Linked DNA regions of Homo sapiens: region 1 is linked to region 2. A link is an interaction called in ENCODE POLR2A ChIA-PET data of the cell type or tissue named here. Cell type or tissue: Panc1. All regions are shown on one strand. Links, peaks and the distances in the headings refer to the core of each region. The heading gives the core; the rest is flanking DNA.

Evidence for each region. Peaks named below come from ENCODE experiments on the same cell type or tissue, not always from the same donor. Only the 100,000 strongest peaks of a DNase experiment are listed, where the experiment ranks them.
Region 1: POLR2A ChIA-PET joins it to region 2 with 5 read pairs; 2 of 35 experiments call an interaction of 5 or more read pairs at or near these places.

What each region holds. Positions count from the first base shown.
Region 1 is chr2:237,928,312-237,939,783 of GRCh38, forward strand. It overlaps LOC105373960 (a long non-coding RNA gene), which reads right to left and starts at 5,906. Exons shown (of 3, transcript XR_924046.3): 1 at 5,833-5,906. RefSeq lists an enhancer at 5,001-5,170. In Panc1, for the core only: no CTCF peak of the experiment used is centred there; a DNase peak (open chromatin) is centred at 7,680.
Region 2 is chr2:237,110,348-237,126,825 of GRCh38, forward strand. No RefSeq gene overlaps it. Among named protein-coding and RNA genes, the nearest start is that of COPS8, 33 kb to the left of the region's middle. RefSeq lists enhancers at 15,747-16,262, 16,263-16,478. In Panc1, for the core only: no CTCF peak of the experiment used is centred there; no DNase peak of the experiment used is centred there; H3K27ac peaks cover 962 bases.

The DNA.
Region 1 (11,472 bases), core at 5,712-10,711, 820 kb after region 2:
TTCTCAAATTTCAAGACTGGGAGGCGCAATTTCTATGTTTACTCAAAATAAACTATAAACATCAGTCTTGATTTGTTTTGTTTTGTTTTGAGACAGTTTCACTCTGTTGCCCAGCCTAGGGTGCAGTGACACCGTCTTGGCTCGCTGCAACCTGGGTTCAGGTGATTCTCACGCCTCAGCCTCCCAAGTAGCTGGGATTACAGGCGCACACTACCACACCTGGCTAATTTTTTTTAGTTTTTGCATTTTTAGTAGAGACGGGGTTTCGCCATGTTGGCCAGGCTGGTCTCGAACTCCTGGCCTCAAGCCCACCTCAGCCTCCCAAAATGCTGGGATTACAGGCGTGAGCCATTGCACCTGGCCTATAAACATCAGTTCTATGGGACAATCGGGTGGGTTTCGGCAGGAGCCTTCCAGGTTCTGGGGTGTAATTGACAGGGACTTGGCTTTGTCACCACAGAAAGTGAGAGTCGATAGCTTCAGCTGTGCATGAATTGAGACCATCTTGACCTTGAACCGAGGCTTTTTCTAGAAGATCATTTGAATGTTTTTTCCTGGGCGGGTGAGGCAGGGAACCACGCATCCACCAGTACAAAACACAATCACGAACTAACAAGCACAGCGCAGATCTGTAAATACTGATGTGGAATTAACCCCACAAAATTCTGTTAGGTGAAAGGAACATAAAAATAATCGAATTTGTCCACTGAAATTTTCTAGCAGGTCAAACGAGAAACAACATTGGTTGACTCAGAGGAAAGTTACTGGGGTACTGGTTAGGAAGGAAATTTGTGTATCCTCTTTTTTTGTTGTTTTTGCTGAGATGGGGTCTCCCTCTGTTGCCCAGGCTGGAGTGCACTGGCACAATCTCAGCTCACTGCAACCTCTGCCTCCTGGGTTCAGGTGATTCTTGTGCCTCAGCCTTCTGAGTAGCTGGAATTACAGGTGCATACCACCATGCCCATCTAATTTTTGTTTTTGTGTGTTTTTTTTTTTTTTTTTTTTTTTTGAGACGGAGTCTCACTCTGTCGCCCAGGCTGGAGTGCAGTGGCATTATCTTGGCTCATTGCAAGCTCCGCCTCCCAGGTTCATGCCATTCTCCTGCCTCAGCCTCCCAAGTAGCTGGGACTACAGGTGCCTGTCACCACGCCCAGCTAATTTTTTTCCATTTTTTAGTAGAGACGAGGTTTCACCGTGTTAGCCAGGATGGTCACGATCTCCTGACCTCGTGATCTGCCCTCCTCGGCCTCCCAAAGTGCTGGGATTACAGGCGTGAGCCACCACGCCCCGCCTTTAATTTTTGTATTTTTTAGTAAAGACAGGGTTTTGCCATGTTGGCCAGGCTGGTCTCAAGCTCTTGGCCTCAAGTGACCCACCCACCTTGGCCTCCCAAAAGTGTTGGGATTATAGGCATGAACCACCATGCCCGGCCACGTTACGATTTTTAAAGTCTAACCTAACCAAACTGTCAGAAACTTAAAATGACAACACTTTCATTCCAATTAATTGTACTAGAATGTTCCAAGCAAATATCCCCTTCCTTCCCCAGGCCAGGGCCCAGCCATGCCTCCCACTCCTCCAGGCTGCTGGGCTAGTTGCTGGGTCCTGGGGTGGCCCACAGGGACTTTGCCTACTGTAATTTCCACCAGCACCCCCAAGCCACCCCAGCTAAACACACAATTGAAGTACAAATAGCATGTTCACCATCTGAAGACGAGTCACCTATTTTCTGCTTCCAACTGGACTGTGTTCTCAAGACCCCCTGCATTCATTTATATCGCTGGGTAACATATTTCCCGGCTGGTGAGAAGTCCCGGCGTGGCCCAGCTATGTCCTCTGAGATGGCAGGGTCTCATGAGGCTGTCACCAGGTGTCCGCTGGGTCACATCCTCCTCTTGCAGATGCAGGAGGCAGACACATGCCTAGGCAGATGGGGCAGAACCCCAGTGAAACCCTACCTCCAAGACAAAGACAGTTTAAAACCTGAAAGCCAAGCTACAAGTCAAATCCACGGACCAGATTGAGAACCCGTCTTCCCGTTTGGTGCACTTTCCTCTGATTGATCCCCACCCTTCACCTATTTTACAGAAACCTACCCTACCCTAATTGGTTTTTTACACTGTCATGCCCACCTTTGAGCAGTGCCTTTGTTTTAACCTTTTTTGCATACTCACAAACCAATCAGCACACACTCCCCATTCTGAGCCTATAAAATCCCAGACCCAGCCACACTGAAGGAGAGACCACCCAACTTAGAGTGGAGGACAACCCTTGCATCCCCTCTCCACTGAGAACTTTTCCATCACTCAATACAGTTATTATCTGCCCTCCTCATCCTTCGATGGTCAGGGTAACCTCATTCTTCCTGGACATGAGACAAGAGTTCAGGAACCACCAAATGTGGGTAGGAGCTATAACACAGGCAGGCTGGGGCACACATGGCCCAGCTACGGGCTGAGCTGGTGCACAAGCTCAGTGCAGCCCAGTGGACTGAATGGGTGGGGCATGTGACCAAGGGGCCCTGGCTTTTGCTGGCCTCTGACTGAAGGTCCCCCTCAGGTCCTTGTTAGTGGTTTTTTGTTAGGTGAACTTATAACATAACACGGTCCTTATTTCATCAAGCCAGGAAGGAGAATCTCCAATGTGTGCTGGTAAGATGGAGGCTTGTCTAGGTATCTATAGTAACTCAGTCATGGGAGTGACATCCTGTCACCTGTGCTATATTCTACTGGTTATAAGCAAGTCACAGGTCCCACTCACACTCAAGAGGAAGGGATTATATAGGGCATGAACCCTAGGGTCTTTCTGCCATACCCTCCCACAGGGAGATTTTTGAGCTGGCACTGGCAGGGCCCTGGGGAGGAGTTATGGGATGCTACACTGCCAGGAGCAGAGGAACTGTGCAGGGTTTGTGCCCTCACAGGCACTCAGATTCACAGTGACTGGCCCAGAAAGACGAAAGGCATTTAACATGGTAAAGCCACAGGGCTGTACCTAATGGGACCTTTTGCCATGTGCCATTATGTGTGATGTTAACGGTGGCCCTGAGTTGTGCAGCGCACACCTGCGCAACTGTTTGCAGCAGCCCGGACCCCCACCTGTGGATGAGAGGCTTCTTCAGAGCACTGCCTCGCTGATGATCATTATCTGGTCGGACTCCAGTTCCACCAACAGACCATATGTCTGTGCAGCTGAGTTTACTTTACACTACATCCTCTTTTCCAGCTATTCTGTGACTTCTCAGTTCCTCAAACACACCCGAAGCTTGAAATATTTTCTCTGGAACTTTTGGCTCTGGTTTTACCCTCTGCAATTCAAAACTCACAGCCTCTCAGAGTTTGTTTATTTTCTTACACTGCTGGGTGAGTCTCTAGAAACGAAATATCAAAGCCAGCTGGAGTCTCAAATGAGAATCCTGATTATTCCAGAGCAATGATTGTCACAGTTGTCATGTAAGTGGGGGCAGCCCACCCCCCACAATGCATTGCAGTGGCAGTGCCACAGTTACAGGTTAGGCACATGCTCCAAACAGTTCTATTCATCCCCAGGCATCCTTGGCACAGCTCAAGACTGTTTTTCAATTAACAATAAACGTAGAAGGTGCCGGCCGGGTGCGGTGGCTCATGCTGTATTCCCAGCACTTTGGGAGGCTGAGGTGGGCAGACCATCTGAGGTCAGGAGTTTGAGACCAGCCTGGCCAACATGGCGAAACCCCGTCTCTTCTAAAAATACAACAATTAGCCAGGTGTGGTGGCACGCACCTGTAGTCCTAGCTACTCGGGAGGCTGAGACAGGAGAATCGCTTGAACCCAGGAGGCAGAGGTTGCAGTGAGCCAAGATTGTGCCACTGCACTCCAGCATGGGCAACAGAGCGAGACTCTATCTCAAAAACATAAATAAATAAATAAACAAACAAACATAGAAGGTGCAGAATTTTAGAACAGCAATTGCTGAGCTTGTATCTGGACCCATTTACAGAGATAGACCATATTCTAGGCCAAGCTTATCCAATCCGCAGCCTGTGGGCCACTTGTGGCCCAAGATAGCTTTGAATGTAGCCCAACGCAAATTCATAAACTTTCTTAAAACATTATGAGACACTTTGGGAGGCTGCGGTGGGTGGACCACTTGAGGTTAGGAGTTCGAGACCAGCCTGGCCAACATGGTGAAACCCTGTCTCTACTAAAAACACAAAAATTAACTGGGCATGGTGGCGCATGCCTGTAGTCCCAGCTACTTGGGAGGCTGAGACACAAGTATCACTTGAACCCTGGAGGTGGAGTTGCAGTGAACTGAAATCATGCCACTGCACTCCAGCCTGGGTGACAGAGTGAGACTCTGTCTCAAAAATAATAATAATAATAATAATATGTTTATTGCATTTTTTTTTAGCTCATCAGCTATTGTTAGTGTTAGTGTATTTTATGTGTGGCCCAAGACAATTCTCCTTCTTCCAAATTGGCCCAGGGAAGCCAAAAGATTCGACACCCCTGTAATGCAGGTCATAAAGTCTCAAAAATGTTTTTGAAGAATGCAAGCTGTACTAAGTATGTTTTCTGACCACAGTGGAATCAAATGATAAACCAGAAACAGAAAGATCTCTGGAAAATCCCCAAGTATGTGAAACTGGATATCACACTTCTAAATAATTCATGAGTCAACCAAAAATAAAATTAGAAAATATTTTGAACTGAATAAAAATGAAAATGCAACATACCAGGCTGGGTGTGGTGGCTCATGCTTGTAATCCCAGCACTTTGGGAGGCCAAGGCGGGCAGATCACGAGGTCAGGAGTTCCAGACCAGCCTGGCCAACACAGTGAAACCCCATCTCTACTAAAAATACAAAAAATTAGCTGGACATGGTGGCAGGCATCTGTAATCCCAGCTACTCAGGAGGCAGAGGCAGGAAAATTGCTTGAACCTGGGAGGCGGAGGTTGCAGTGAGCCGAGATCATGCCACTGTACTCCAGCCTGGGTGACAGAGCGAGACTCCGTCTCAAAAAGAAAAATAAAAAAAAAGGAAATGCAACATACCTAAGTTCACAGGATGCCCTTAAAGCAGGAATCAGGGAAACGTAAAGCCTAGATTGTAAATGAAGAAGAAATGCCTGTACTTTGAACCACCTGAAGAAACTAAAGAACAAAGTGGCGTCTCAGACCGTGCATCCAAAGCCCACTTTTTCTTTTATTCCTTTTTTTTTTTTTTTTTTTTTTGAGACAGTTTCACTCTTGTCGCCCAGGCTGGAGTATAGTGGCACGATCTCGGCTCACTGCAACCTCCGCTTCCCGGGTTCAAGCGATTCTCCTGCCTCAGCAGGAGTAGCTGGGATTACAGGCACCTGCCACCACGTCCGGCTAATTTTTGTATTTTTAGTAGAGACGGGGTTTCACCATGTTGGCCAGGCTTGTCTTGAACTTGTGGCCTCAAGTGATCTGCCCGCCTCAGCCTCCCAAAGTGCTGGAATTACAGGCGTGAGCCACCGCGCCCGACCCAAAGCCTGATGCTTCGCGTGCTCCTCCTCTCTGCCTCTCCCCTGCCTCAGCAGCGGCACCGCCATCCTCCAAATCACACAGACCACAAAACTGAGAGTCCAGCTCAACTGGTCTCTTCCCCTTCTACCCCTCTCCACCCCATCAGTCCATCGTGTCCACTCCATCTTCACAGTCAGCCCAGAATCTGATCACTTCTCATTGCCTACACCACAAAGACCACATTCCGAGACACCAAAACAGCTGCTGTAATCCTGCTTTTACTCTCCTTACTTTTCACCTTTCTTCCTTACAGTCTGTTGGAGCCCTCAGAGTAATCTTTTTAAAAGAGCAGCTATACCATGTCTTCTCTGCTCAGATCCCGCCAGTGGCTTCCCATCCACTTCAGAGTAAAAGCCCAAATCCCTGCAGTGGCCTGCAAGGTTCTACATGGCGCAGGTTTGGCATCCACTGTGACCTCATCCCATTCACTGTCTGCCCCTCCTACACCAGGCAGCTTGCCTACCACCTCATTGTCCTCAAGTGAGCCAAGCACAGCCCCAGGGCCTTTGCACCTGCAGTTCTCTCTGTCTGGAATGACTTCTTCCACCCTTCACCATCCTCAGGTCTGTGCCCAGCGTGAAGCCCTCCTTGGCCATCCAGCCCCAGCCCTCCCTGTGGCCCACTCGGCCTGCTTCCTTCCCCACCACGCCTCCTCTGAGTGCTCATTCCCTGCTGGCTGGCCTCCTCTACTGCCGTCTAAGACCCATGAAGAAGGGATTTGGCCTGTTTGTTTTCTGCTCAGAGCACCCATGGCCTTGTACAGACGCTGGATGTTGAATGTGTTCAATAAATATATTTTGGGCCCCACGCAGTGCTCATCGCCTGTAATCCTAGCACTTTGGGAGGCCTAGGCAGATGGATCTCTTGAGTTCCAGAGTTTGGATCAGTCTGGGCAACACAGAGAAACTCTGTCTCTACCAAAAATACAATAATTAGCTGAGTGTGGTGGCCCATACCTGTAGTCCCAGCTACACAGGAGGCTGAGGTGGGAGGATTGCCTGAGCCCACAAGGTTGAGGCTGCAGTGAACCATGATCATGCCACTGCACTCCAGCCTGGGCAGCAGATCAAGATCCTGTCTCATTTAAAAAAGAAGTTTTGAATGAATGAATAAATGTAACATCATTTAAAATTTTACTTTTAGGAAATATTTTCTTCCCTCCTTTTTTGGAGAAAAGATGTCACGATTTTTTTTTAAACAGAATCAAGAATTTAAAATAGGGCCAGGCACAGTGGCTCACACCTGTAATCCACGCACTTTGGGAGACCGAGGTGGGAGGATTGCTTGAGTTCAGGAGTTCGAGACCAGCTTGGGAAATGTAGCAAAACCCCTCCCATCTCTGCAAAAAACTACAAAAATTAGCCAGGTGTGGTGATGCACACCTGTAGTTGCAGCTGCTCAGGAGGCTGAGGTGGGAGGATGGCTTGAGCCCAGGAGGCAGAGGTTACAGTGAGCCAAGATCACACCACTGTACTCCAGCCTGAGTGACAGTGTGAGAACCTGCCTCAAAAAAAAAAAAAAGGTTAAAAAAGACAAGCTTCCTATAAGAACATATTTATAAAACAAAACCAGCTACAGAGTCGACTGCCATTAATTATCTTCAAACAGGGAAAAGAAATAGGGAGTATTTATTTACAAATTACAAGCTGAGGTTATTTTCCTCTTGTTTTGGTGCTTTTGTTTTTCCTATTATGAATTTTGAGACATACAGAGATGTCCTTTTACATATGCATGTAGTCTAATATTGCTTATTTACAGGAACAATTAAACAAATAAATGCTTTAGTTAACAAACGGACCTAAAATTCAGCAGTTAAAAAATTGTGGGGGGGGAAAAACTCAGTTTAAAAGTGACAATGATTGTTTGCTTGACCATACTTTGGTTAGGCTTCTAAACCTTCCTTCCCCTGGGCCCCTCTGTGCACTTCCTCAGAAAATCCAGTTTTAGCAAAAGAACCCTCTGCTAAATCAGTTTAGCCAGAACTCCTGCCCTCTCGAGAGCCGATCACCCTCCACATCTGAACAGGTTCCTCATCTCCCACCATCCCCCAGGGGATGTCTGATTGCCCTGGCCTGTCTTCAGCAAGCATCCTGTGAGGTCAGTTGCTCCAGAATCCTTGTCACCTGTGACATTTCCTCTTAGTCATTTTCCATCTGCTGACCCCACCCTGCTCCTTGGCTACAAGTCCCTGCTTGCTGGTGCTGCAGTCGGAGTTGAGCGCAGTCTCCCTCCCCCACTGCAAGTGTTCCCTACAGTGATCCCGATGGTCCTGAATAGAAGTCTTCCTTATTGAGCTTTAATAAGTATTCTTGGATTAATGTTTTCTTTAGCACAGGGAAGTCTGTCTACTACTTTTATATGATTACCAAATTGCAAGAAGAAGATCATGCCCTTTGTTTGATTCCATCTTCTCTTTGATGATGCAACCATCAGGATCAAGACAGCACACACAGCCTGGGCACGGGGGCTCACGCCTGCAATTCCAGCACTTTGGGAGGCCAAAGCGGATGGATCACTTGAGGTCAGGAGTTCGAGACCAGCCTGGCCAAAAAGGTAAAACCCTGTCTCTACCGCAAATACAAACATTAGCCAGCATGGTTGGCACGTGCCTGTAATCCCAGCTACTCTGGAGGCTGAGGCACAAGAATTGCTTGAACCTGGGAGGCAGAGGTTGCAGTGAGCCCAGATCAAGTCACTGCATTCCAGCCTGGGCAACAGAGCCAGACTCTGTCTCAAAAAAAAAAATCAAAAACAAAAACAAAAACGAAAAACAAAGATGGCAAACAGGTGGGGGCAGGTTCCTAGGGCCACCAAGATGCTTTGCATGGAACCCAATGTGCTTGGCACCCCTGGAATTCTGAGTCATTTTGGGACCTGGTGGCAGTGGGGGCATGTTAATTCTTTGCCATCCCTTCAAATCAATATTCTCTAAATTTGTCAGAATTTAGGTGACAGAGGGCTGGGTGCGGTGGCTTACGCCTATAATCCCAGCATTTCGGGAGGCTGAGGCAGGTGGATCATCTGAGGTCAGGAGTTCGAGACCATCCTGGACAACATGGTGAAACCCTGTCTCTACTAAAAATACAAAAATTAGCTGGGTGGCATGCGCCTGTAGTCCCAGCTCCTCAGGAGGCTGAGGCAGGAGAATTGCTTGAACCCTGGAGGCGGAGGTTGCAGTGAGCCGAGATGGTGCCACTGCACTCCAGCCCAGGCAACAGAGTGAGACTCTGTCTCAAAAAAAAAAAAAAATGGCCGGGCGTGGTGGCTCATGCCTGTAATCCTAGCACTTTGGGAGGCCAAGGCAGGCGGATCACAAGGTCAGGAGATCGAGACCACCCTGGCTAACACGGTGAAACCTAGTCTCTACTAAAAATACCAAAAAAATTAGCTGGGCGTGATGGCAGGCACCTGTAGTCCAGCTACTCAGGAGGCTGAGGCAGGAGAACGGCGTGAACCTGGGAGGCAGAACTTGCAGTGAGCCGAGATTGCACCACTGCACTCCAGCCTGGGTGACATGGCAAGACTCTATCTCAAAAAAAGAAAAAAAAATTCTCAAAATATTAGTAAATTGAATCCAACAACACATGAAAAGAATTAAACATAAATCAAATGATATTTATTCCAGGTATACAAGACTGATTCAGCATTCAAAAATAAATTAATGCAATCCATGACATCAAAAGTCTAAAGAAAAGAAATCATATGATCATATTCATTGATGCTGAAAAAGCATTTGACAAAACCAACACCCATCCATGATAAAAAAAATTCAGTAAATAAAACCAGAAAGAGGAGGGAACTTTGTCAGTTTGTTTTTTTTTAATCTACCCAAAAACCCTACAACTAATATTATACCTAATGAAGAAAAGTTGAATGCTTTTCCCCTGAGAACAGGAAAAAGGCAAAGATATCCCCTTTTACCACTATGATTCAATATCATACCAAAGTCCTAGGAAGTGCAATAAAACAAGAAAAGGAAATAAAATGTATACATATTGGAAAGTAAGAGGCAAAATTGTCTTTGTTCACAGATGAGATGATTGTCTGTGTAGAAAATCCCAAAGAATAAAGACTCCTAGAATGAATCAGTGTTTACAGCAATATTGCAGGATATCTGTTAATAGTTGAAAGTCTATTACTTTCCTACGGATATTATAATTTAGGAGGTTGGGGAGGGGGCTCTCAGGAAGGAATGCCGACCGTGACAAGAGAATCTAACTGTTGTTGATTTTAAAAAGTCAAACTCCAGATGGGCACAGTGGCTCACACCTGTAATCCCAGCACTTTGGGAGGCCGAAGCAGGCCGATCACGAGGTCAGGAAATCAAGACCATCCTGGCTAACACAGTGAAACCCTGTCTCTACTAAAAATACAAAAAATTAGCCGGGCATGGTGGCAGGCGCCTATAGTCCTAGCTACTCGGTCGGGAGGCTAAGGCAGGACAATGGCATGAACCCATGAGGCAGAGCTTGCAGTGAGATCGCGCCACTGCACTCCAGCCTGGGTGACAGAGCGAGACTCCATCTCAAAAAAAAAAAAAAAAATACAAAGATTAGCTGGGCATGGTGGTGCACACCTGTAATCCCAGCTACTCAGGATGCTGAGGCAGGATAATTGCTTGAACCTGGGAGGCAGCAGTTGCAGTGAGCCAAGATTGTGCCATTGCACTCCAGACTGGGCGACAGAGGAAGGCTCCATCTCGAGAAGAAAAAAAAAAGAAAAGAAATATATTTGGGGGCCGGGCCCAGTGGCTTATGCCTGTAATCCCAGCACTTTGGGAGGCTGAGGCAGGTGGATCAGCTGAGGTCAGGAGTTCGAGCCCAGCCAGGGCAACATAGTGAGACCCCATCTCTACTAAAAATACAAAAATTAGCCAGGTGTGGTGGTGGATACCTGTAATCCCAGCTACTCGGGAGGCTGAGGCAGGAGAATCACTTGAACCCAGGAGGTGGAGGCTGCAGTGAGCTGAGATTGCACCACTGCACTCTAGCCTGGATGGCAGAGTGAAACTCTGTCTAAAATATATATATATATATATATATATATGGATAAATATTTTGATTTCTTTCAGGAACACACTATCTGTCAAGTGATGTTATACTAGAATCAGGTTGGAATTTGGTATCTTATTACTATAAAGAGTCTGTTTTGTCACTCTTAAGACCTCTGTTTTAATGTTAGTGTTGGTCAGTTGTGCCTGAACTCCAAAGGGAGGAGAATATAATGAGGCATGTCTGACCCCTCTTTCCTGTCATCACATGAAGTAGTTTTTCAGGTTTCTTTGGACCCCCTTGGTAGAAAGGAGGGGTCTCTTCAGTCAGTTGGGAGGCTTAGAATTGTATTTTTGGTTTACGCAACAAACTGTATTACAAATGCATGCAACAACTTTGCTGGAGGGGATGGAGGGGTGGGGGTGGAGGGGATGGGAAGGTGCTGACCTAAGTAACTTGGAAATGAGTTGCACCTCTAAGACTAAAGACAGAAGGAATTGCACAAAAGCACTGTAGTCTAGTTAATAAAGTTGTTTGCTATGGAGGCATGAGCTAATAATTCAGATACTGCTCTACAAATATACTGGAATAGAGCAATTATGTAAACAGTGGCAGATGGTAGAAGCTACATTTCTCAGTGTGTTTACACAAAAGCAAGGGGAGGAAGCTAGAATGATCCATGTGGTGATGGATTATACATCAGTATGAATTCATTCTTAGCTTACTATAGATGCAGATAGCTACATATAGAAATAGTTGTAGATACATGCTGCTGGTTACATATGTGACATGAGTTAGTATGAACACATATACAGGTATGTGTCACTTAATGGTGTTAGAGTCTCATCAATGCACCACAATGGAGCAGTCTCTCATTGTGAGGTATCACCCAGAGTTCTTTGTCTTACAACCAAGAGAGTTGAGGAGTATGGACACAAAGGATGAGT
Region 2 (16,478 bases), core at 6,625-11,624:
GGAAAACATAAACACAATGAGTATAGAAATAGAAGAGATATAAAAGACCAAGGTGAAACTTTTACAGATTAAAAAAATACAAGATCTGAAATGAAAATTTCTCTGGATTGTTTTAATGTCAGAATAGACCCTACAGAAGAAAATATCAATGAATTATAAGGAACAGGATATATCTCAGAGGAAGTTTAGAGGAAAAGAAAGAATTAAAAATGAGTGGATTAATATCAAGAGGTCTAATGCAAGTGTGATTAGAGTCCCCACAAGCTAAGATGAAGTAAAGCTTTTTGAAGAATTAGCCAAAAATTTGATGAATAGTACATAATCTCACAGATCCAAGAAGTTCAATCAATGCTAACTAGAATAAACACACACATATGTTGTACAAAATACATCATAAAATTGCTGGACAACCGATAAAAATTTTTTTTAAAATTTTAAAGGAGTTGCTGTATCTTAGAGTAGGCGGAGACACATTACATAAAAAGAAAGATAAGAATTTACAGCAATGAGATAATGGAATGACATCTTTAAAGGCCTAAAAGAAAACAACTGTCAAACTAGAATTCTAAAGCCAGTAAAAATGTCCTGAAAAATTAAGGTCAAAGGAAAAAAACAACTTTTTTTTTGACAAACAAAAACTTAAAGAGTTCATCAACAAGAGATCTGCACTGAAATACATGTTAAAGGAAGTTCTTCCAACTGAAATAAAATCATATCAGATCAGATACATTTAGATCTATATGAAGGTATAAAGAACATCAGAAATAGTAAATATGTGGGTAAAATGTCTTTATTTTTTCATTGCTTTAAAAGATAGCTATTTGAAGCAAAAATAATGTAGGATTTTTAATATGTAAAGGTAAAATATATGACAACAATAGTGCAAAGAATTGAAGAGGGAAATGGATATATACTTTTGTAATGGTCTTATATAGTAAGTGGTAAAATACAGTAAAGTTAAATTATAATAAGGAAAAGATATTGAAGCCTAGCGTGAAATGTCCAATATGGTGGCCACTAGCCACAACTGACTAAATTTAAATTTTAATTAATGAAAATGAAATAAAATTAATTATTCACTTTTTCAGTGGCACCAACTACATATCAAATGCTCAGTAGTCACATGTGGCTACCATATTTGAGAGCATAAATATAGAACATTTCCATCATTACTGAAAATTCTATTGGACCTCACTGCTCTTGAATAACTACCAGTAAAGAAAACATAGATATAACAAATAAGTCCAATAGTGGATATAGATGAAATAATAATTTAAAAAACATTCCATTCAAAATAAGGCAAGAAGTGAGGGGGAAAGGAACTAAGATGAAACAAACAGAAAACAAATAGCATGATGAGAGATTTAAAACTATCATATGAATAATTACAAACGCTCTAACCAAAAAGAGGTTGTCATACTGACTAAAAATGCAAGACCCAATTATATTCTGTGTACAAGAAATCTGTTATACTTAAAAAGAGGTTACAAGTAAAATAAATGAAATTATATGTCATGGAAACACTAAACAGAAGAAATATGGAGTGGCTATGTTGATATCAGATGAAGTCAATATTGGAACAAGGAATGTTACAAAGGATAAAGAGAGACCTTTCAAAATGATAAAGTGGCCTGTTTATCAGGAAGACATAATAATCCGGAATGTATAAGCCTCCAACAACAGAGCTTCAAATATACATGAATCTAAAGCTGATAGAACTGAAAAGAGAAACCAACAAAGCCACAATTACAGTTGGATATTTTAATACTTCTTTTTCAGTAATTAACAGAACATTAGAAAATACATAAGGATATAGAGGACATGATCAACACTATTACCATGCAAACCTACTTGACACTCCACCGAACAACAGCAGAATAACACATTCACAAAGATAAACCATATGCTGGGCCACAGAGCAAGTGTCGATACATTTAAAAGGTTAGAAATCATGCATTATGTGTTCTCTGATTATAACAGGATTAAATTAGAAATCAATAGCAGAAGATATATTTTAAATCCCCAAATATTCAATAATTTTAAAATGTACTTCTAAATAACCCATGGGTGAAAGAAGAAATTACAAGGATAACGAGGAAATATTTTGAAATGAATGAAAATCAAAACAGCCATAACAAAATTTGTGGGATTAAAGCCCTACTTGGAGTGAAATTCATGTTTTAAAATGCTTATTTTATTAAAATAAAATCTAGAATCAGTTATCTAAGCTTCTATCTTAAGAACTTAGAAAAAGAAGAGCAAATTAAGCCCCAGATAAAGAAGCGAACAGAAATAAGCAACATAAAAACCTTACAATTAATAAAATCAATGAAACCAAGGCTATTTCTTTAAAAGGACACAGGACTCCTTGGAGAAATAGTTGGTTTCAGGTCTGTAAGTAGAGAACCGCTTAAAACAGCTTGTGCCAGAAAGCAAGGAGGAACTTAAAGAATTGGAAGACATACTAACAGGACACTAGAGCCAGCTTGAAAGGGGATCTGTCTGGCCAAATTAGGGACAGATTGAGCATCAAAATAAATGATAGTTAAGGATTATAACCTGTTCAATTACATAAGAATTCATTATTCCATATGGATATAAACAAATAAATAGCACTGAAGAACAGTTCCAACTAACAGATGTAGAATGAATGGACTTGTAATATCACCACTGGGAAACCATAATGATAATAATTAATACAGGAAAGGTTCATCAATGGACGTTAAACTAGTGGGTTAAAGCTTGGGAATTAAGAATATTTACAGACCCAAACTCCCTTCCCACAAGTATTTTCTAAAGAAGAATATACTAAAATTTTAGTGGATGACCCTTTTAACCAAGTTAACTTTACCAGTAATGAGTCACTTCAGCATCATGTGCTTTCTACTACAAACCACTGAAGAGAACACATCAATTCTGTGGTATCCATGTCCAAAATGTAAATCCTGAATCTAATAATGAAGAAGCATCACACAAACCCAAAATGAGGGATAATTTACAAAAACAACTATCTTGCATTCTTCAGGAATGTCAATTTCATGAAATACAAAGAAAGATTGAAAAACTATCCAGATCAAAAGAAACTAAAGAGGCACAACTCAACGCAATGCTATAACGCGCATGATTGGAAAATTAGCAAAATCAGAATTAACTCTGTAGATTAGATCAGGAGTTGGCAAACTATAGCTTGTGGGACCAAACCAGGTCAATGCTTATTTTTGCAAATGTGTTTTTGGAACACAGCCACACCCATTGATTTATGCATCATCTGTAGCTACTTGCACACTACAACAGTGGAATTCAGTAGTTGTAACACAAACTGTATGTTCTTTAAAGGCTAAAATATTTACTATTTGACCCTATGTAGAAAGTTTTCCAGCCTTTGGATGAGATCATTTTATAGTACACTGATTTTCCTGATTTTGTTGATTTTACTGTGGTTGTAAAAGAAAGTTTCCTTTTAAGAACATAAACTAAATTTAGAATATATACATATATATAGTTTTGTATATATATTTATATATATTTTTGTTGGATGTATAGGTCAGTAATACTAGAGCCAATTTTATAAGAAGATGATTTCATCAATGAGAACACTTAATTCTCAACATTGTTTGGCCTTCATATTATTAACATATACGACACATTCATTACATGTAGTAACACTTGAAAAAGTCTTCTGAAGATTTTCATCGTCCCTACCCTTGATTGAGAGTTATTAAATTAGAACCATTTAAAAATAAGATGCCTCCAAACTTGTAACTATTATTGTCCAGTATGTTAATCCTAAATCTTTGAAATGTTCATGTAGGGGAAAAGATACAAATTAATTTTAAACTTTAAGTTAAATGTGCATGCTAAAATATAAGGTTAACATCTATTTCTGCTAATATAGTTAATTAAATGTCTGGAGAAAACCTCCCAGTCTAGAACAACTAAAACGCTATTTAAAGTATTAAAGTTATTTTTAAATATACATCGATGAGCTGACAGTAAAATAGGGACATTCTCAAAGGCCAGAAACAACTATACTCTAGCACTGGAGCCACCAATCTTGATGGCCTAGAACCTCTGTTATTTGGGGCCACTGATATGAAGGGCGCAGGAGACAAAACCTTATATTTGATGAGGTAAGTAAGATCATTCAACTCACATACAGTAGGACATCTTAAAGATAATGCCTTGGAAAGATGAACTAGAGAAAAATCCTTCCACTCTAGAAGATTCTGCAGTAGGGGAGCAAGTAAGAAGTAATGGGAAGGGGATGTGAGTACACAAGTCTGTCTTCAGAAGGTTGTCTGGAAACAAAAGCAAATACCTGGCAATATATTTAGCTCAATGCCTGAATGAATTGCCATAGATAGGGTTCCAAGAAAGATGAGTTCACAATCCAAAACTAAACAGTGCATAATAAGCCATTATGAATAGGAATCAGCATAAATTAAAAGCCATAGAATTAAAGCCTCAAAGACATTGGGTGTGAAATTATAATTATGAAAATGTTTTATATGTTTAAGTATGTTAAAGCATGTTTAACAACATGTTTATTTTACGAAACTATTTAAGTGTATGTTTAAATAATTTTTTCAAATATTTTTAAAAGTCAAGACATTAAAATATGAAGAGTGAGCAAGAGACATCAAAACATGCCTGGCATATATGAAAAAGAATTAACTAGAATTTCTCCAAAAGAAAAACAAAATTAGGATTTCAATGGGTGGGCTGTAACTGCCTATTTTCAGATTTAAAAGTTTGTGGGTACAGCAGAAATTTATTGGTCAGTGAAAATGGTAAATTTGATAGCAGATCCAAGCACGTACAATTACAAATAGCTAATCAGGTGACCTAGACTTTCATAGCTCTTACCTCTGTTGTACCAACACCTCTCTCTCAATTCACATGTATAGTTTTATTGGAGGTTTCTTCTGACTTGCTGATGGAGGAAGCAAAAACCCAGGCCTGATTCACAAACAGGTCAGCTTGACATGTTGATACAAGCCTAAAAATGCACTCCTGCCATATTTCAAGCCCACTCAGTGGTGGACATAAAGGATAGCAGTGAGGGGAAATACTCCAAGTGGACAGATTTTTGAGCCGTGCATTTGGCCATTCACTTTGAACAGAGGTAGCAGCAGCCAGCAGAATGAACTTTATTTATTTATTTTTTGTCTTTTTTTTGCATCTGTTTCTTTTTATTATTATACTTTAAGTTTTAGGGTACATGTGCACAATGTGCAGGTTAGTTACATATGTATACATGTGCCATGCTGGTGTGCTGCACCCATTAACTCGTCATTTAACATTAGGTATAAGACAGTGGCAAGTGGCTAGGCTTGTGTATCAGAGGCCTGAAAGGAGAAAGATCAGGAAATTGGAGATAAAGAGGTCTGGGAAAGAGATCACGAATGGACTTGTAGGAGTGGGCGCACAGTAAGTAAATCTATGTGTTTCACATCAATGCCCACCAGAGAACACTCACCAGACCGGGAAAAAGTCATCTATGAAGTGGACAAGTTAACTTGTCTTTTGCCTGTGGGCCAGGCTGTCTTCACTCATCCCTGTGTTGGCACAATGTGTCCATAAATAGAGTCATAATAGTAGCAGGAATGGGGTTTACACATGGGCCAGGCAGCGTGAGTTCTCCATCACCAAGGCTGATCTTGCTTCTTCCTCTGTGGACCTGGAGTCAGTGCAGAGTGATGTGAAGCCGTCAACTATGACTGTTCCAGAAGGAAACTAGATACCACTTGGCAGCACTGAAGATACCAGTAGTTGGTTATATTGGCCCCTTCTACCATGGGAAGAACAGCGTCACATCCTTACTGGAATTGGCACCTACTCCAAGTATGGGTTTGCCTTACATGCACTGTGAGTGCCTTCTCCAGCACCACCTTCTAAGAACATACAAAAGTCTCATCTATTAACAATAAATCCTACAGAGCATCACGTCAGTCCAAGAGACCCATTTTATGAACAGGGAGATGTGACAATGGGTGCATGACCGTTTCATTGGTTTTAAGTTTTCCTTACACAGAAGTATCTAGCTTAATAGAATGGTGGAATGGCCTATTCAAGGCTCAGCAATTGTACTAGCATGACGGGTTGGCATGCTTTCTTCCAAGAGATGGAATATGCACTAAACTGAGCCACAACCAATATGGAGTTAGGTCCCCAACAGCTAGATGCAGGGGCATGAGAAGAAGCTCAGTTTAATGTCCTCACATAATTCCCAGAAATCCATTTGCAGAATTTTTGCCTTTCATCTCAGGTTATAAGAACATTTCTCACTCTCTACTTTCTGCAAGTTAAACTCAGAGCAACTATCCGTAACTGATAAGGAACCAGATGTTTTACAGCCCTGTAAAATCAAAGTTACACTCCCTGAGAGAGCTCAATGAAGGTCAACTGGGCTTATTAAAGAAATTGTTCAGAAAGATAACAACAATCATTTTGACATTTTCCAAGTTTTGGATAAATAATTTTTAACACATGTCATAGAAGGAATGTTTGCAAAAGGAAAGGCTATTCAGCATGAGAAGAAAAGATGGGTGGGGATGATGATTGTCTTCAGATATTGGACTGACCACCATGTGGAATAATTTTGTTTATTGCTTCAGAAGGCAAAATCAAGAAGGTTAGAAAGACCAGTTTTGACTCAACACAAAGAAGAGCTATTTAACTGCCTAGACCAGCACTGTCTAATAGAGTTAGAAGACACACCTCACATATGTAACTTTAAATTTTCTGGATGCCACAGTAAAAAGGTGAAAAAGAAAAACAGATAAAATTAATTTTAACAACAATCTTATTTAGCCAATCAAAAATATTATTAGTTCAACATGTCATCAATACAAAAATATTAATGAGATATTTTACATTCTTTTCTTTATACTACATCTTTGAAATCCCATGTGTATTTTACATTTGTGGCACAGCCCAATTTGGACTTCCACATTCCAAGTGCTCAGTAGCCACACAACTTGTGCGTATCAGTTGGTGATGGTCTAGATGGTCTCAGATAGTGTGAGGATCCCATCAGTCAGATACCGTTGAAGCCAAGTTCAATAACCACTGATCAAGGCTGTTTTGAAGGAATGTTCAGGCACTGGTTATGTTAGGACAGTTACCAGGACTCCCCTCCCCTTAACCTGTCTCCACCTTTTATAGCAAAAGCAGGAAGAACAGAATTCCACCTGATAGCATCCATCCCCACTGCCCCCATCCATCCAAATGATAGCAGCAAGGGCAAATACACCTCCTGGAGAGATTAGCAGTTTTCCAGGAGTCTTCTAGCTTTTAGTGTGTCTGGGGGATTTTTACAACCCACAATTAAACTCTGCATTGAAAAGCAGGGGGAAGAAAGGCATCTATTGCCTCTTAGCTGAGCAGCCCATGAACTGGAGTAAGTACCTCCTTGTTAACAAATGCCATGCCTGGATTTCCTCTCACCTGAGAACCCTTGCTATCACTGCAGTTGGAGAAAGGTAAGGGTTTGCCGTTTTGCTAGAGTCAATAACTTTTGAGTAATCTGCATCATATTTGTGGTTGAGCAAAGTAGTAACTTTCCTCTGAATTTGTTGCTTCTCTAAGTAAAGGAAGCTTTCAAAATTAGTGGAAAAGATTGTGTAGTTTTATCCAAATATCTAAAGACAAGCTAAAACCAGGGTGGACATTTTATTCATGTAAATGATTGATGACATTCTCCTGGGTCAATTGAGATAGTGGGAAGCCAGGAGTCTTTGGACATCTTTTTAAGAAATGAGTGGACTTGAATGAGCATGTTGTGTGCACCCACCTGACCAGCATATGTGCATCCTGAATGTGAATCATGATTTTTTCTCCTGGGTGGAGCTGCAGGAAAAGATTTCATTCTAAATGAAAGAGGAACTGGACCATTTTTAACTTGTGAGTCACATGATGGGAGGAATTGCCAAAAACAGTTTTGATTGAATAATGTTCTCCTAATTGTGCACCTGCACCTGATCTCTAAGAAGAGCAATTCAGGACAAAGGGCAAAATGCCCAGTGCATAATAATGCATAAGGTAATAAGAACCTCTTCATGGCTATCCTGTGTCGGTTAAATAACATGGTTTGAAAACTGAATTAGGTTGTTTGTGAGGTTGGGCAGTGAATGAGGTCAATCGAGTAAGGTCCAAAAAATTCCAAATCCATTTGGGAGCCTTAAGCCTGTTGGATGTCTCCCCTTATAACCCTGATTTTTAGCAGACTGGTGAACAAGATTTTCAATGTATTTCTGTCATAAAATACAAAGAATGTAAATGGAAATATGGGAGTGTGGCCTCAACTGCCTTAACTTTGCCTGAGGCAATTTAATATGGACCAACTTCAAAAGATTAGGAAGCTTTAGTTTTCAACATTATCTTACATTGTCAACATTATCTTGGCTAAATGTTTTGATGCTGCGTCTGGTGTCTTTCATGTGACTGGAGCTGTGGATGTAGATGCAGGAATCTGTGCAGGGCAGCTTTTCTGTATTTCCACCCATCCCTTCCTCAAGATAGCAGAAGGGCTCTGACAAGGAAAACCAAACACATGGGGTTGATGCTGTGTTTGAAAACCCTCTTGAGTTGAGATGTGTAAAGCATGTGCTTAGCCAGAGCCAAACATCTGCTTGATTCTCACTCCTCGCTGTCACCCGGTGTCTTGTTGTTTACAATGTGCTGCCATAACTCACTTGGTGTGTAGGGTCATTCCTACCACTTCATTCCTTGAATGTCCGATCACCATCACTGCTGGCTGAAACGCAGTCCCTTCAAAGGCTTAAATAAGTCTTTTCTAAGGGCCGAAGAAGTGCTCTTGAGTTATTAGATATTTTTGAAAAAAAGGTTTTCTTCATGTTCTTGCTTTTTAAATAGTTTGTTTGGCCCTTGAGTCGTCAGTTCTTTTGTCATATGAGTGGAATGGATAAGTTTACTAAGACTTGGCAAGGAAGAAAATCTATGGGGAATTAGAGGCTGAATTCCTAATAATTAAGAACAATTTTTAACGTTTATTTTAAGTTGAGGGGTACATGTACAGGTTTGTTACATAGGTAGGCTTGTGTCATGTGGGTTTCTTATACAGATTATTTCATCACCCAGGTATTAAGCGCAGTACCCATTAGTTATTTTGTGAGGATGAAGAGAACAAAAATTATTTAAAAGACCCAGCCAAGGCGTTATTTTAGGGGCTTGTCACACACTTGTCACTCACCAGTTTAAATGATCAAATCCACATGTATGCTAAATTTAAGCAAAAATTAAAATATACAAAACCTAACAAAATTATCCTGGACATCGACTAAGAATAAAAGCCGGTCACCTGCAGTGTTGGCATAAGGGAATGGCTAGGGGGTGAGCAGTGCCATGGCCCCTCTGCTTGGAGAAGTGCAGTGGCTTTAGCTGCAAGCTCCAGCCCTGGTCCAGCCTGTTAATATCATCAGAGACCGTTAGGTTGGCCCTGCACATTCAAACCATGTGGCCCTGCCTTTGACTGCCGCATAGAATGTGAGAGCACCCAGCTCTCATCAGAAAATTAACCCCAAACACTCTGTATCCAGGTTTTATGAAAGGTTCAGTTGTGAAAAATATTCTCAAAGTGTGCTTCCTGGACCACAAGTTGGGCATCGCCTGGAAGCCCCAGTCCAGACACACTGAATCAAATCTGCATTTAACAAGACCCCAGTGATTCTTGAGCACCCTGATGCTTGGGGCAGCAGCTCTGAGGATTTACAGTCTCTCCATTTCAGCCCTCACTGTGCACTTGCTTGGGGCCTGTGCCTCTGGGGCGACAGTATGAGAAGGAGGCAGAGAAAACGACTCGTGTATTCTACTGAAATATGGAAAGGGCTGTGCCCTGTATCACCAAGTAATGTTTTAAGTGAGAAATTGCTCTCTGATATGGGTGTCAAGAGAGGGCCTTGTGGATACTGTGTATCTTACAATTGGTTACTTCCATCATTTTGCCTTGGCTTGTAGAGAGCTCAAACTGAATACAGAGCCCAGCAGCTGTTCACAGGCACGTGGCATTCATTTTCCTTCTTGTTCAACTTGCCAGCTCCCCTTTCCCTCTACTTACTGCCCACACACCCAGCTCTTGTACTTAATTCTCTTTCTCCTGAATGTTTTTTGGTAACTACCTTCCATATTTTTTGTAAAGCAAGTGGGGAAATATATTAATATATTAATGCCATTAATGAAAACTAATGGTCATCTCTGATGGTGATGATGGTGATGTGTCCTCAAGTGATAAAAGAAGCTTTTGTGAGATTTCTCAAAGAACCACATGCTAAATTGCTCAGCCCCAGCCTTTGGCCTTCACGTCCACCCTGACAGCAGCTGCTGGGAGTCAGGTGTGGATATGCCAGGTGCACCAGTAGGTTGTGGTCATTAGTCCTTTCGTCATCAGAAGGGGAAGAGAGACTCCAACTCGGAGAGCTGGTGATTTTTTGCCTGTGTATGTATTGCTTGAATTAAGTTCTTTATTTTAGTTTAGTACACTGCTGTGTTCTCAATATATGTGACTTCATCCTCGCAAAACTATGGGGCTGGGTGTCTCCATTTTGTAAATGGCGGAAGTGAGGTGTTTGCTTGCCTAGGTTCCCGCAGTGGCATGGTGGATGCATCAAGGCAAAGCCAGTGACCTTAGTGGTCTTAGTTCTCTCACCGACTGACACAGAGGAAAGAAATCAGAGAGCTTCCTTGAGCCTGAGGCCATGGATAATAATGATCACTTAGACATGAAGTTTCAGAAAGAAAACAGAGACATCTTGAAATCCTTAGTGTCAAACGTTCAGATGAAAGGAGCATATTAAATGCCTCAAGAATCCCATTCACTGGGCCCAGTAATTTTTCTCTTAGTCATCTTTCTAAAGAAGTAATCTAGGATGTGACAAAACATTTTGGGAACAGGAATAATCATTACTGTGCTACTTAAAAAATTAAAATAACATTTGTAAAGGAGGCAAAACTCAATGGCTTACAACAAAAAGCTGTATTCTCATGCTCATGGGTGAGCACAAGAGCCACGGCTTGGCTGATGGGGCAGGATATGGATGGCTCAACTTCAGCCTAACCTTCAGGGGGACTTGACTCTGAGCTCTATTCTGGGTTCAGTTTTGCTCCACAGCTGTCTGGCCACATTCTTCTCCCAGTGGATCAGCCATGCACTGGAGGGCAAGCTAAACCTCACAGCCCTGTGCCAATCCTCCCCTCACAAGACTGCTGACATCCCATGCTCTGTGTAAGCACAGGAACAAGGGAAAAACCCACAGGGCAGGGAAGTAGACTCCACTCATAATGGGAGACAGGGGCAAGTATATATTTGATGAGTGATCATAGAAATAACAACTGTGATCTAGATTTGCTTTGCATTGGCACACATTGTTCTTCAGTGGAGTACCATGGAAGGGGCTTATTGGTACAACAGCATGGCACACAATTTTGAAATCAGGCAGCCCTGACTTTGAGTTCTTGCTCTGCTATTAATATTGACTAGCTGTGCTCATATATATGTTCCTTAACTGCCACTAAGTCATAGTTTCCTCAATTGCTAAATTGGGTTGTTGTGAGGATTAAATGAGAAAACAATGTGGAGCTCTTAGCAAAGTGATGGGTTCTTAGGAAGCAGCCAATAAGTAATCATAACAGTTAATATTAGTGGTAGCTATTGGAAAGGTATTTGAGATTCAGGGATGAATGAAAATCACTGTAAATCTAGAACCCTACCCTTATCTAAACTATCAATCTCTTTTTATTGAACAGTTTCAAATTTATTTTTGATAAACAATTTTAATATAGTCAAACATTTATTAGAAGCAGAAAAGTCATTGTAGAGCACTTGAATTATATTTAAAAGTTTAGCGGTCTAAACTAGCAATCTAAGATGATTGTGAAATAAAGGCATTTAAAATCCTCCTACTTGCTTATCGGAACTACCATACCAGTCAGGATAAGCTAAGCCACGCTGCGCTAACAAATGGCCTGCAGATCTTGGTGCTTTACACTACTAGCAAATGTTTCTTTTACGCTTCTGCTGCCTGTCCACTGGGGGTCAGCAGAGGCCGTCTTCTCTGTCAGCATCACTCTAGGATGCCGGCCACCCAGCAGCCTCTCTGTGCCACTCAGCAGAGGGAGAAGAGACCTGGGGAGCCACGTGCTGGCTCTTGTTGCTTCTCTTTGGAAGTGACACCGTCACTTTCACATATGTTTCATCAGCCAGAGAAAGTCAGCTATGGCTGGCTCAATAGAGCCAGTAAGTCTAATCCTCCTGAAGCAGAAGCTCTGCAGAGAGAGGAGCCAAATATACTGAACATAATACAGTAGACAAGAGAATGTGTGTGACTCTGAAACCATTAAGGGAGTAAAAGGAAAAAAGAAGGAAACAAAAAATGTGGAAAAAGAAACATGGCCATTAGAAATCACAACTTAAGGAAGTATCAAGTAATCAAAGCTAATGGCCGCTCAATAAATATAAAGAAACTAAACTCACAAAACAGACTCTCATATTGGATGATAAAACAAAATTCAAATATATATACACTTTACAACAGAAACACATAACATGAAATGACAAGAAAATTTGAACACTGAAAGAAGAAATGTTTACATCCCAGATCAAGAATCAACAAAAAGGAAGTGTTACTGTATTACCAATTAAAATAAGCAACCAGATTTTTCCCAAGAAAATACACACTTCACCTATATTCTCAAAATTGTTGGCAAAAAGTTAATCATAGTTGTGGTAGGCAGAAAAATGATCCCTAAAAGGATGCTGACACCATAATCCCCAGCAAAGAAGCCCACGACATTAGGACTAAATAAAAATGTTAACCAGGAAGACATGAGAATTTAAAATGTGCATTATTATACAGTATGTTATCAAATAAATGAAGGAAAAAACTCACAGAATTACAAAGAGGCACTGACAAATACACAATCATAGTTGAAATACTTGTCTCACATTGATCTAAAGTCAACCTTTTGTGGTGTTAATTCCCCCAGCATCTCTGGACTGTACAGATGTGGGGCCGAGTAAGTCCAAAGGCCTCTTCTGCCTCAGGAGCAACAGGGAAGCCAGGGCAGGTCTGGGCAGTATGAACAGAACATAAGGAAGGTTCCGTGAAGTTGGTCCAAGTTCCTGCAGATAATCCATCTTGGCGGCAAGGACAGATGAGACCAGGAGAATCTGAAATGGGTACAAGAACTGTGTAAATCATGAACGCGCACAGAGAAACAGCAAACTGGGGACAAAGAGAGGGACCCCTGCCAACAGGGACTCTGAGATCTGTGTCTGAGTCCAGTCCCTGAAATCTCTGACCTTGGAACCTATGGTTAACTGAACAGTGGCCCACCAAGATGTCCCCATCCTAATCCTGGAACCTATAACTATGAGACCTTACATGGCAAAACAGACTTTACAGATGTGATTAAGTTAAGGATCTGCCATGGCCTGAATGTGCCCCCTCAACAGTCATATGTTGAAGCTTAATCACCAATGTGGCAACATTAACAGATGGGGTCTTTAGGAGGTGATTAAGTCATGGAGCAGAGCCCCTCATGAATGGGTCTGTGCCCTTACAAAAGTGCCTTTCCATCTCTTCTGCCACTTGAGGACACAGTGTTCGTCCCTCTTTCCCTTCCACCATCTGCCAAGTGAGAATACAGAAGCAAGATGCCATCTTAGAAGCAAAGAGGAAGTTCTTACCAGACACTGAATCTGCCAGCACCTTGATCTTGGACTTCCCAGTCTTCAAAACTGTGAGAAATACATTTCTATTATTTATAAATTACCTAGTTTGTGGCATTTTGTTACAGCAGCACAAATGGACTAGGATAGGGTCTTAAAAAAAGGAAGACCCTGGGCTATCCACATGGGTCATCTGCATAATCACAGAGTTCTTTATGAGAGGTGGCAGGAGGAGATAGAGAGAAATGAGAATGCCACGTGATGATGGGAGCGGAGTAGAGGTCAGAGCAATGCACTTTGAAGACAGAAAAGGGGCCATGGGCCAAGGAATGCAGGCATCCTCTCGAAACCATGCTAGATAAAGAAGCTGATTCTCCGCTGAAGCCTCCAGAAGGAAATGTCCCTGCTGACACCTTGACTTTAGCCCAGTGAGACTCATTTTTGAATTCTGCCCTTTAGAACTTTAAGCAAATAAATGTGATATTGTCAAGCTACTGCATTTGTAGTAGCTGTTACAGCAGCACTGGAAGCTCATGCAGATCCCTTTCTTTGATTCTGGGAGCTACATCTGTGCCCCTCCTTCTTACTTAATAGCAAGTCCGTTCGTTTTTTCTGTGTGTTGTTTGCATTGGAGAGAAGGGAGAAGTCCTGAACTATAATCAGTCTGTACTCTGTAAAGTGACAGAGGCAATGTCCGATGTCTCAGAGCTGCCGCTGAGGGCAGGGCTGCACCACAGGCTGCCCAGGGAGCCAGTGCAGAAAAAGGGCAGCCCTTTGGTTGCCTCCTCTGCATCTCATGGTCTTGCTTCCACTCATGCAGGTGACCCTCACTGGTACATCTGAGAGAAAATGCACTCCCAGGAGCAGCTACTGCTCTTGTGAAGAATATTCCTGGAGGAGTCCACACGGGTGGAGTGGATCTTGGAGGGATGGGCCCAACGCAGCCTCCCTCAGTGTGCGGGGATGACATGAGTGGGGGCTCTTCTTCCTCTGGAGAGGGTTTCGGGGCGAGAAAGATGAGCAGGGACTGAACTAGTTTCTGGTCTTCAGGTTCCAAAATAAACCTCTGAGATAAACCATTCGGGGTCATTGCTGCAGGTTTGTTCCTGAGAATGCGGGGACATTCAGAGTGGGAAAAGTTGGCTTTCTGGTGTGGGGACATCAGGTCCTCTGACTCCCACTGTGTGTATGACAGACCTAAAAATCAATGTGCATGTGTTTATAAAATGATGCAGAAAAATTACAGTGTCTTCTAGTCTCTGAAGCATGGCTTCTAACAGCCTTGGCTGGTTTATACTTCAACTTCCAAAACCATCTTTGGGAACCCAAGTCTTTATGGTTTTAGAAAAACAGCCTCAGACACCCGATGACTCCTCGCATGATTTTCCATCCATACTCCCCCAGAGCCCTGATTCCCCAACCAGTTCCAGACGTCTGAAAAGAGACAGGCATGCTTTGATGGCGCACTTCTCCAGTTGAATTTGTTCTTTGGTGTTTAACTTAGAGTAGGAAGAAAGATATCTAGAAAGGAAACCCATTGTTTTCAATGTCTTTAAAGCAAAAGAATCACTATCTGAACTGTCTTGCCTGTCATCATCTTAATCTTAATTGCCCTTCCATCTCTACGCATTTTGTATATAACAGATCACTCTTGCCGCCAGAGCTACCTTGAACTGCTCTAACTAAGCCAGCCTGCTGTAAGCACAGCACCCCTGACAGAGGTCTCCCAGTGGTGTCTGGAGCATCACCTGCTACCCTGCTGTCCTGACATGAAACCATGCTCCTCTGTGAAGCTGTGCTCTCTCAGTGACATTGGTCCTGCCGTCACCCTGGCCTTGGCAGATACATTGATCTACCTCATCTCCTGTTTCCCAAATCCAACATAGTACAGCAGAAACCAGTCTACATATTTTAATACAATTTTGTTGAGAGTTCAGGGATAATGGTAGAAAAATACATCCCAGAGTTTACCTTACACTGATGTAAGGGACCTTTTCTCCAGATCCTTTCAAAGGCCATCTGGCTACCTACAAACATTTCACAAGGTCTCAGATGTTCAACCTGAGACAGCGGCTGGGCCAGGGGAGCTCTGCCCAGCTCCGTGCTATTGTTTTTCAGGCGCTCCCCACCCACGGTCCAAAGGTCTTGGGTCCAGCGCCACAGAGCTGCTCTGCCCCTTCAGAGACCAATGCATGCATAGAAAACCAAAGAACATTTCCTCCAAGCTCCTGCCTCGTTCCTGGACTTTCAGGAAACCCAGAGCTCTGGAGAGCACATTTAGAAAGCTACTGGCTATTTACATGAAGCTATATTCTCCCTCCAAAGGTACACTGGGTTTGCTTTCATATCTTCAGCCAAAACAGCACATTTGGTGAGCATCTTCTCTTTTGCTAAGAGGCCCATGAGCAACTTTTCTGCCTGCTGAGGAGACTTGCAGGCTGTTCTGTGTCTTCTGCTTTGGGCAGCTGCTTGCCCTGGCTGTGGAAGGCTCCTGGAGTCCCCTGGCTGCTGACCTGACAGGACCAGCCACACGCCCCTTACATTTGCTCGTACCAAGGCTCAGCAGCCAGGCTGAGAGGCTGTTCTAGCCGTTTCTTGGCCCTGTCTCCACAGACCCTCACCAGGGGCTGGCAGAGTCCCTGGGCTTGCCCCATGCACATTGGCAAGGCTGAAGGCTCGGACAGGAGATATCCTTTCAGAGTCACTGACGGTTACGTGCCAGCCACGCACCCTCCGACCTCTCCTGTGCTGTAACCCCAGCACCCTTGTCTGTGTGTCTTCTCAGAGGACA